Linked DNA regions of Homo sapiens: region 2 is linked to region 1. The links are chromatin loops, found by intact Hi-C in ENCODE. Cell type or tissue: breast epithelium. All regions are shown on one strand.

What was found. Hi-C counts contacts between places; a loop is a spot of excess contacts. Peaks named below come from ENCODE experiments on the same cell type or tissue, not always from the same donor. Only the 100,000 strongest peaks of a DNase experiment are listed, where the experiment ranks them.
Region 2: a loop joins it to region 1, with 15 times the contacts of the local background. A loop is called at or near these places in 3 of 110 quality-filtered maps.

What each region holds. Positions count from the first base shown.
Region 1 is chr6:30,629,882-30,634,881 of GRCh38, forward strand. All of the region lies in intron 6 of ATAT1 (alpha tubulin acetyltransferase 1), which reads left to right. It also overlaps the pseudogene PTMAP1. Among named protein-coding and RNA genes, the nearest start is that of ATAT1, 5.5 kb to the left of the region's middle. In breast epithelium, no CTCF peak of the experiment used is centred here; no DNase peak of the experiment used is centred here.
Region 2 is chr6:30,693,662-30,698,661 of GRCh38, forward strand. It overlaps the pseudogene RPL7P4. Among named protein-coding and RNA genes, the nearest start is that of NRM, 5.2 kb to the left of the region's middle. In breast epithelium, no CTCF peak of the experiment used is centred here; a DNase peak (open chromatin) is centred at 1,900.

The DNA.
Region 1 (5,000 bases):
TTTTCACCTCCTTGTTTTCACATAGTTCATTACTCATCTGGTCAGTCAGTATTTATTAAGGGTCCAGAATAATATGCATTCCCTGTCCTCATGGAGCTTTGGCCTAATATAGGGAAGGAAGTCTTGTTTATAACTAAGTGCAGCAAAATGTTACTAATGCTACCCATTCATCCAATAAACATTGAGTGCCTGGCAGTGTTCTGGGCACTAGGAATGGTTTACTCAATGAAACAGACAACAGCCTGGGCAACATAGCGAAACTCTGTCTCTACAAAAAATACAAAAAAAAATTAGCCAGGCGTGGTGGCACGAGCCTGTAGTCCCAGCTACTTGGGAGGCTGAAATGGGAGAATCGCTTGAGCCTGGGAGGCAGAGGTTGCAGTGAGCCAAGATCGCGCCACTGCATTATAGCCTGGGCAACAGAGAGAGACCCTGTCTCCAAAAATGAAAACAAAAACAGAAAAAAAGGCCAGGTGCGGTGCGGTGGCCCATGCCCGTAATCCCAGCACTTTGGGAGGCTGACGTGGGCGAATCACTTGAGGTCAGGAGTTTGAGACCAGCCTGGTCAACATGGTAAAACCCCGTCTCTATTAAAAATACAAAAATTAGCGGGGCATGATGGTGGGTACCTGTAATCCCAGCTACCCAGGAGGCTGAGGCAGGAGAATCACTTGAACCCGGGAGGCAGAGGTTGCAGTGAACCAAGATTGCACCACTGCACTCCAGCCTGAGCGACAGAGTGAGGACTCCATCTCAAAAAAGAAAAAGAAAAAGGGCCAGGCATGGTGGCTCATGCCTGTAATCCCCACACTTTGGGAGGCCAAGGCAGGAGGATCACCTGATATCAGGAGTTCGAGATCAGCATGTGGAACATAGTGAAACCCTGTCTCTACTAAAAATATAAAAATTAACTGGGCATGATGGCGTGCGCCTGTAATCCCAGCTACTCGGGAGGCTGAGGCAGGAGAATTGCTTGAACCCCGGAGGCAGAGGTTACAGTGAGCCGAGGTCCTGCTACAGCACTCCACCCTGGGGGACGAAGCGAGACTCTTGTCTCGGAACAAAAAAAAAAAACAGAAAAAGAAGGGAACAGACAAAAGTCCCTGTCTTAGTGGTGGAGCTTATATTCTAGCTGGAGAGACAAACAAACATAATAAACAATATGGTTAATAAGTGCTCTGGAAAAATGAGAGCAAGTAAGGGTTTGGGAGTACTCAAGTAAGGTGGGGATGGGAGTATGTGGGATTGCAGGTTGAAAGGGGATCATCACTGAGAAAGTGTCATTTGAGCAATAACTGAAAGGAAGTAAGAGTAAAAACTGGCCGGGCACGGTGGCTCATGCCTGTAATCCCAGCACTTTGGGAGGCCGAGGCGCGCGGATCACGAGGTCAGGAGATCTAGACCATCCTGGCTAACATGGTGAAACCCTGTCTCCACTAAAAAAAATACAAAAAAATTAGCTGGGTGCCTGTAGTCCCAGCTACTCGGGAGGCTGAGGCAGGAGAATGGCGTGAACCTGGGAGGCAGAGCTTGCAGTGAGCCGAGATCGCGCCACTGCACTCCAGCCTGGGTGACAGAGCGAGACTCCATCTCAAAAAAAAAGAATAAAAACCAAGGCTGGGCGTGGTGACTTACATCTGCAATCCTAGTACTTAGGGAGGCCGAGGTGGGTGGATCACTTGAGCCCAGGAGTTCGAGACTAGCCTAGGCAACATGGTGAAACCCCATCTCTACAAAAAACACAAAAATTAGCCAGGTGTAGTGGCACGCACCTGTGGTCCCAGCTACTTGGGGGTCTGAGGCAGGAGGATTGCTTAAGCCCAGGAGGTCGAAGCTGCAGTGAGCCGAGATGGTACCACTGCACTGCAGCCTGGGTAACAACGTGAGACTGTCTCAAAACAAACAAACAAAAAAAAAGAGTAAGAGCCAAGAAATATCTGGAGAGAGAGCATCCCAGACAGAAGGTACCACCAGTGTATGGCCGTGAGGTGGGAGTGTGCCTGAAAGAGCAAATTGGCTGTGTCCAGAGCAGCATGAGTCAGCGGAGGAGTATGGTAGGAGATGAGACCAGAGAGGTAATGCGGAGGAGGGGCCTTATAGGCTACTGCAAAGACTGGCTTTTATTTTAAGTAAAAAATAAGATCAGGCCAGGGGTGGCGACTCACACCTGTAATCCCAGCACTTTGGGAGGCCGAGGTAGGTGGATCACCTGAGGTCTCTACTGAAAATACCAAAATTAGCTGGGTGTGATGGCAGGTGCCTGTAATCCCAGCTGTTTGGGAGTCTGAGGCAGGAGAATCACTAGAACCGGGAGGCGGAGGTTGCAGTGAGCCGCTGAAATTGTACCACTGCACTCCTGCCTGGGCGACAGAGCAAGACTCCTTCTTAAAAAAAAAAAAAAAAAAAAATAGCGCCAGGTGTGGTATCTCATTCCTGTAATCCCAGCATTTTGGGAGGCCCAGGCAGGTGGATCACAAGGTCAGGAGTTCGAGACCAGCCTGGCCATATGGTGAAACCCCATCTCTACTAAAAATACAAAAATTAGCCGGGTGTGGTGGCGGGCACCTGTAGCCCCAGCTACTTGGGAGGCTGAGATAGAAGAATCGCTTGAACCTGGGAGGCAGAGGTTGCAGTGAGCTGAGATCGCACTACTGCACTCCAGCCTGGATAACAGAACGAGACTCCATCAAAGAAAAAAGAAAAAGATCATTTTGGCTGTGATCTTGATTTTTTCCTTTTTAACAAGATCACTTTGGCTGTTAAGAACAGGCAATAGCCGGGCACAGTGGCTCACACCTGTAATCCTAGCACTTTGGGAGGCCGAGGCAGGTGGATTGCCTGAGGACTTCAAGACCAGTCTGGCTAACATGGTGAAACCCCATCTCTACTAAAAATAGAAAAAAAAATTAGCCAGGTGTGGTGGTGCTCGCCTGTAATCCCAGCTACTCGGGAGACTGAGGCAGGGGAATTGCTTGAATCAGGGAGGTAGAGGTTGCAGTGAGCTGAGATTGTGCCACTGCACTGCACTCTAGCCTGGTGACAGAGTAAGACCCCATATCAAAAAAAAAAAAAAAATGGAAACGGCAATAAGGGAGCCAGAGTAGAAGCAAGTAGACTAATTAGGCAGCAACAATCCTGGCGAAAAATGGTGGTGGCTCAGACCAAGGTGGTAGCAGTAGTGATGGTAAAGAGTGGTCAAATTTTAAATATTTTGAAGGTAAAGCAAGTAAGATTTCCTGACAGATTGTATGTGGAGAAAGAGGACTTTAGGACAATGCCAAAGCCTGAGCAGCTGGAAGAATGAAGTTGCTTTAACTGAGATGGTAGGTAGACCAGCTTTGGGGGAAATACTAGGAGTACATTTTTAATATGTTAATTGGAGATGTCTGTGATATGTCCAGGTTTGAGTAGACAGTTGGATACTTCCCTGGAGATCAGGGAGGAGGTTTGGGGAGGAGAGTTTTCAGCATACATCTGGTATCTAAAGCCAACAGACAGGATGCGATCACCATAGAAAGATTATAGATAGAGAAGCTGCCCCTTTGGGCCCTCTTTAAGAAGTGAGGACCCCCAACTGGCTGCTCTGAAAAGCCATCTTTGCATTGTTCCTGGTTCGGTGTCCTGCTCACCACAGCCACCTCCGCCATGCACTTCCTCTGCTGCCTCAGAGTCTGGCAGCTTAATCGACATAGTCCCCAAACTCTCACTTTCTTCTTAATCCCTTGCATCGGATCACCGCTGTGCCCCACCATGTCAGAGGCAGTTGTGGACACAAGCTCCGTGATCACCACCAAGGACTTCAAGGAGAAGTTGTGGAGGAGGCAGAAAGTGGAAGAGACGCCCATGCTAACGGGAACGCTAATGAGGAAAATGGGGAGCAGGAGGCTGACAACGAGGTAGATGAAGAAGAGGAACAGGGTGGGGAGAAAGAGGAGAAGGAAGAGGAAGGTGATGGTGAAGAAAAGAACGGAGATGAAAACGAAGCAGCTGAGGCGGTATGGACAAATGGGCAGCTGATGATGATGAAGATGACGATGTTGATACCAAGCAGCAGAAGGCCAGTGAGGATGATTAGACAGCAAAAAAAGAAAAGTTAAACTTTAAATTAAGGCCACCGTGACCTATTCACCCTCCACTTCCCATCTCAGAATCTAAACATGGTTGCCCTCGAGAGGCCTGCTTGCCCTCCACAGACAGTGCCACTGCAGATGACAGGCACTCACCACCACCCAACCCAAACCAGAGAATTTGCAACAGAGGAGGAAAAAAGAACCAAAACTTCCAAGGTCTTGCTCTTTTAAAAGTACTTTAAAAAGGAAGTTTGTTTGTATTTTTTATTTACATTTTATATTTTTGTACATATTGTTAGGGTCATTTTTTTTTTCTTTGAGACGGAGTCTAGCTCTGTCGCCAGGCTCAAGTGCAGTGGTGCGATCTTGGCTCACCGCAAGCTCCACCTCCTGGGTTCAAGTGATTCTCCTGCCTCAGCCTCCTGAGTAGCTGGGATTACAGGCGCCCGCCACCACACCCAGCTAATTTTTGTATTTTTAGCAGAGACAGGCTTTCACCAGGTTGGCCAGGATGGTTTCTATCTCCTGACCTTGTGATCCACCTACCTCGGCCTCCCAAAGTGCTCGAATTACAGGCGTGAGCCACCGGCGCCCAGCCAGGTTCAGTCATTTTTAATGATCTCAGATGACCAAGCCAGCCTTTGGAGGGTTCTCTGTCTTACTTCTGACTTTACTTGTGGTGTGACCATATTCATTATAATCTCAAAGGAGGAAAAAAAAAAAAAAAAAAAACCTTGTTTAAAAAAAAAAAAAAAGCCTGGGCGCGGTGGCTCGCGCCTGTAATCCCAGCACTTTGGGAGGCCGAGGTGGGTGGATCACGAGGTCAGAAGATCGAGACCATCCTGGCTAACATGGTGAAACCCCCTGTCTACTAAAAATACAAAAAATTAGCCAGGCGTGGTGGCGGGAGCCTGTAGTCCCAGCTACTTG
Region 2 (5,000 bases), 64 kb after region 1:
CTGAGGCAGGAGAATCACTTGAACCCGAGAGGCGGAGGCTGCAGTGAGCCGAGATCACGCCATTGAACCCAGCCTGGGCAACAAGAGTGAAACTCTGTCTCAAAAAAAAAAAAAAAAAAATGGAAAGAAAGAAATCAGGGCCTCCGGGACATGGACAATTTTAGAGTATGAAAGCTTTGAGTTGTGCAAGGGGACTAATATTTATCTGGGTCATACTGTCTGCCACCCCCACAATGGCTGTGCTTAATGTATATTATGAGATTAGATATGTTTAATAGCCAGCAAAATGCTTGGCAAATCTCATGCTATTTCTACTACACCAAAGTTTTCCAAACTTAAGTATTACTTACATGCAGAAAAGTGTACATAAGTAATCAACTATTTTTTAAAAATTGAAATTCATGCAACATAAAATTAACCTTTTTTTTTTTTTGAGTTGCGGTCCAGGCTGGAGTGCAGTGGTATGATCACAGCTCACTGCAACCTCGAACTTCTGGGCAAATGGTCCTCTTGCCTCAGCCTCCTGAGTAGTTGGGACTACAGGCATGCGCCACCACATTCAGCTAACTTTTTATTTTTTGTAGTGATGGGGTCTCACTATGATACCCAGGTTGGTCTCAAACTCCTTGGCTCAAGTGATCCTGCTGCCTTAGCCTCCCAGGGTGCCACCATGCCTTGCCTAACCACTTTATTGTATTTATTTATTTATTTATTTTTGAGACAGAGTTTCGCTCTTATTGCCCAGGCTGGAGTGCAATGGCGCGATCTTGGCTCACTGCAACCTCCGCCTCTTGGGTTCATGTGATTCTCCTGCCTCAGCCTCCCAAGTAGCTGGGATTACAGGCGCCCACCACCACATCTGGCCAATTTTTGTATTTTTAATAGAGATAGGGTTTCACCATGTTGGCCAGGCTAGTCTCAATCAAACTCCTGACCTCAGGTGATCCACCCACCTTGGCCTCCCACAGTGCTGGGATTACAGGCGTGAGCCACCACACCCGGCCTAGCCTAACCACTTTAAAGAGAATAATATAATGGTATTTAGTACATTAGTATATTAGTAATAGGTACAACCACCACCTCTATCTAATTTCAAAACATTTTTTTTTTGAGATGGAGCTTTGCTCTTATTGCCCATGCTGGAGTGCAATGGCTGATCTCCGCTCACTGCAACCTCTGCCACCCAGGTTCAAGCAATTCTCCTGCTCAGCCTCCCAAGTAGCTGGGATTACAGGCATGTGCCACCACGCCTGGCTAATTTTGTATTTTTAGTAGTGACAGGGTTTCACCATGTTGGTCCAGCTAGTCTCGAACTCCTGACCTCAAGTGATCCACCTGCCCCAGCCTCCCAAAGTGCTGGGATTACAGGCATGAGCCACCACGCTGGGCCTTCAAAACATTTTCATCACCCCCAAATAAAACTCCATACCCATGAAGTTACTCCCCATTTTCTCATCTCCCCCACCCCACAGCCACTGGCAACCACAAATCTGCTCTTGTTCTCTATGGGTTTACCTATTCTGGATATTCCTTACATGTGTAATCACATAATATGTGTTCTGTTTCTGGCTTTCCTTCACTTAGCAAAATATTTTGATATTCATCCTCAAAATATTGTAGCATATATCAGTATTTCATCCTTTTCTATGGTTGAATAATATTTGATTATATGGATATATCACAATTGTTTATCCACTCATTTGCTGATGAATATTTGTGTTGTTTCCACCTTTTTGGCTATTGTAAAAAGTGCTGATATGAACACTCACGTACAAGAATTTGTTTGAATAACTGTTTTCTTTTCCTTTTTTTTTTTTTTTTTTGGAGACAGAGTCGTGCTCTGTTACCCAGGCTGGAATGTAGTTGCACAATCATGGCTCATTGCAGCCTTGACCTCCTCCCACCTCAGCATTCCAAGTAGCTGGGATTACAGGCATGTGCCACCACACCTGGCTAAATTTTTTTTTTTTTTTTGAGAGAGAGTCTTTCTCTGTCACCCAGGCTGGAGTGCAGTGGCATGATCTCAGCTCACTGCAACCTCTGCTTCCCGGGTTCACGTGATTCTGCAGCCTCAGCCTCCCCAGTAGCTGGGATTACAGCCACATGCCACCATGCCCAGCTAATTTTTTTATTATTATTATTATTATTTTTTGAGACAGAGTCTCCCTCTATAGCCAGGCTCGAGTGCAGTGGCATGATCTTGGCTCACTGCAAACTCTGACTCTCTGGTTCAAGTGATTCTTCTGCCTCAGCCTCACGAGTAGCTGGGACTACAGGCGCACGCCACCACGCCCAGCTAATTTTTGTATTTTTAGTAGAGAGGGGGTTTCACCATGTTGGACAGGATGGTCTTGATCTCCTGACCTCATGATCCACCCGCCTCAGCCTCCCAAAGTGTTGGGATTACAGGCGTGAGCCACCAGGCCCAGTTAATTTTTTTTTTTTTTTAGACGGAGTTTTGCTCTTGTTGCAACGGCATGATCTTGGCTCACCACAATCTCCACCTCCCAGGTTCAAGTGATTCTCCTGCCTCAGCCTCCGGAGTAGCTGGGATTACCGGCATGCACCACCACGCCCAGCTAATTTTGTATTTTTTAGTAGAGACGGGTTTCTCCATGTTGGTCAGGCTGGTATCGAACTCCTGACCTCAGGTGATCCAACCACCTTCGGCCTCCCAAAATGCTGGGATTACAGGCATGAGCCACCACACCCGGCTAATTTTTGTATTTTTTAGTAGAGATGGGGTTTTGCCATGTTGGCCAGGCTCGTCTTGAACTCCTGACCTCAGGTGATCTACCCACCTTGCCTCCCAAAGTGCTAGGATTATAGGCGTGAGCCACCGCACCTAGCCCATTTTTGTATTTTTTGTAGTGACAGGGTTTTGCCATGTTGCCCAGACTGGTTGCCCGTGAAGTCCTGGGCTCATGCAATCCTCCCACTTTGGCCTCCCAAACTGCTGGGATTATAGGCATAAGCCACCCCACCCAGCCTGGACACCTGATTTAAATTCTTTTGGGTGTACACCTAGGAGCAGAATTGCTGGACTGTTCGGTAATTCCGTATTTAACTTTCTTTTTTTTCCTCCAATTTGAGAGCAGGTACTGCTTAAGTGCTTAGATTAGAAAAACAATCACAGTAGACACCTTAGCTCATTCTTCTAATAAGTCTGTTGATCCGGTTCTCCCTGTTGCCAGCATGTCCACTTTCTACAAAATGGGTGGTCTTTTTCTTTACTCTACCTTGTGGAGAGGATAATTTGAAGGGCTACAGGAAGTTATTTGCTTCTTTGAAGCATTTTCCAACAGTATAGATCTCAAGAATCAGATCCTCCATGCAGGTGATGCCATATTTACCAAGAGATAAAGCAATCAAAGTGTCATCTGTCAAAGCAATTTGCTTCTTATTGATTTTTGCCATAACCATGCTGGTAGATTAGTTCATTTACTGACTTCAGCTTTGGGTACCCCCATGCCATATATGGTTCTACAATCCTCAGCATGTTCATTGAAGCCTTGTTGAGCTTCACAAAGGTTCCACTGAAGATTTAACAAAGGCGAAGAAGCTGCAACACCTTTCGGACCTTTGGGTTCACACCACTGATACCTCTGATCCTGATGACAAACGGCAATTTGGGTTTTGCAGGTACATAGAAGTTGCCAGCTTTTCTGGCCATCCTAGCCATTCGAATTTCAGTTCTGTACATCTGCCTATATTCCTTGTGATAGTGCTTCACTTTTTCATAGATAAGCTTCCTCCTTGCCTTTTGAATCATCTTTTGGGCAAATTTCTTTCTCGGGCCTTTGATCTTCAGCTCTGGGAAATTCCTTCGCTTTTTAAGGGTTTCTGGCATAGCAAGAACCTCCTTCTTTTTCTCTCTCTTTTTTTTTTTAAGACGGGGTCTTGCTCTGTCTCCCATGCTGGAGTGCAATGGTGCGATCTCGACTCAATGCAACCTCCCCCTCCTGCATTCAAGCAATTCTCCTGCCTCAGCCTCCTGAGTAGCTGGGATCACAGGGGCTGGCCACCATGCCCGGCTAATTTTGTTTTGAATTTTTAGTAGAGACGGGGTTTTGTCATGTTGGCCAGCCTGGTCTTGAACTCCTGACCTCAGGTGACCTGCCCACCTCGGCCTCCCAAAGTGTTGGGATTACAGGTGTGAGCCACTGCACCCCGGCCCTCTCCTTCTTATCTACAACACTCTACATGAGGGTTCCAGCCAGAAAAGAGGCTACTTTTTTTTTTTTGTTTTTTTTTTGAGAGGGAGTCTCGCTCTGTCGCCAGGCTGGAGTACAGTGGAGCAGTCTTGGCTCACTGCAACCTCCACCTCCCGGGTTCAAGCGATTCTCCTGCCTCAGCCTCCCGAGTAGCTAGGACTACAGGCGCCTGCCACCACGCCTAGCTAATTTTTTGTATTTTTAGTAGAGACGGGGTTTCTCCATGTTAGCCAGGATGGTCTCAATCTCCTGATCTTGTGATCTGCCCACCTTGGCCTCCCAAAGTGCTAGGATTACAGGGGTGAGCCACCACGCCTGGCCTTTTTTTTTTTAGATGGAGTCTTGTTCTGTTGCCCAGGCTGGAGTGCAGTGGCACGATCTCAGCTCACTGCAACCTCCACTTCCCGGGTTCCAGCAATTCTTCTGCCTCAGCCTCCCAAGTAGCTGGGATTGCAGGCACATGCCACCACGCCCGGCTAATTTTTGTATTTTAAGTAGAGACGGGATTTCACCATGTTGGCCAGGCTGGTCTCTAACTCCTGACCTCAGGTGATCCACCTGTCTTGACTTCCCAAAGTGCTGGGATTACAGGCATGAGCTGCCGTGACTGGCCTTTTATTTTTTTGAGACAAGGTCTCACTCTGTTGCCCAGGCTGAAGTGCAGTGGCTCGTGTCCACCCACTGCAGCCTTGACCTCCTGGGCTCAAACGATTTTCCTCTTAGCCTCCCAAGTAGCTGGGACCATAGGTGTGTGCCACCATGCCCAGTGAATTTTTGTATTTTTGG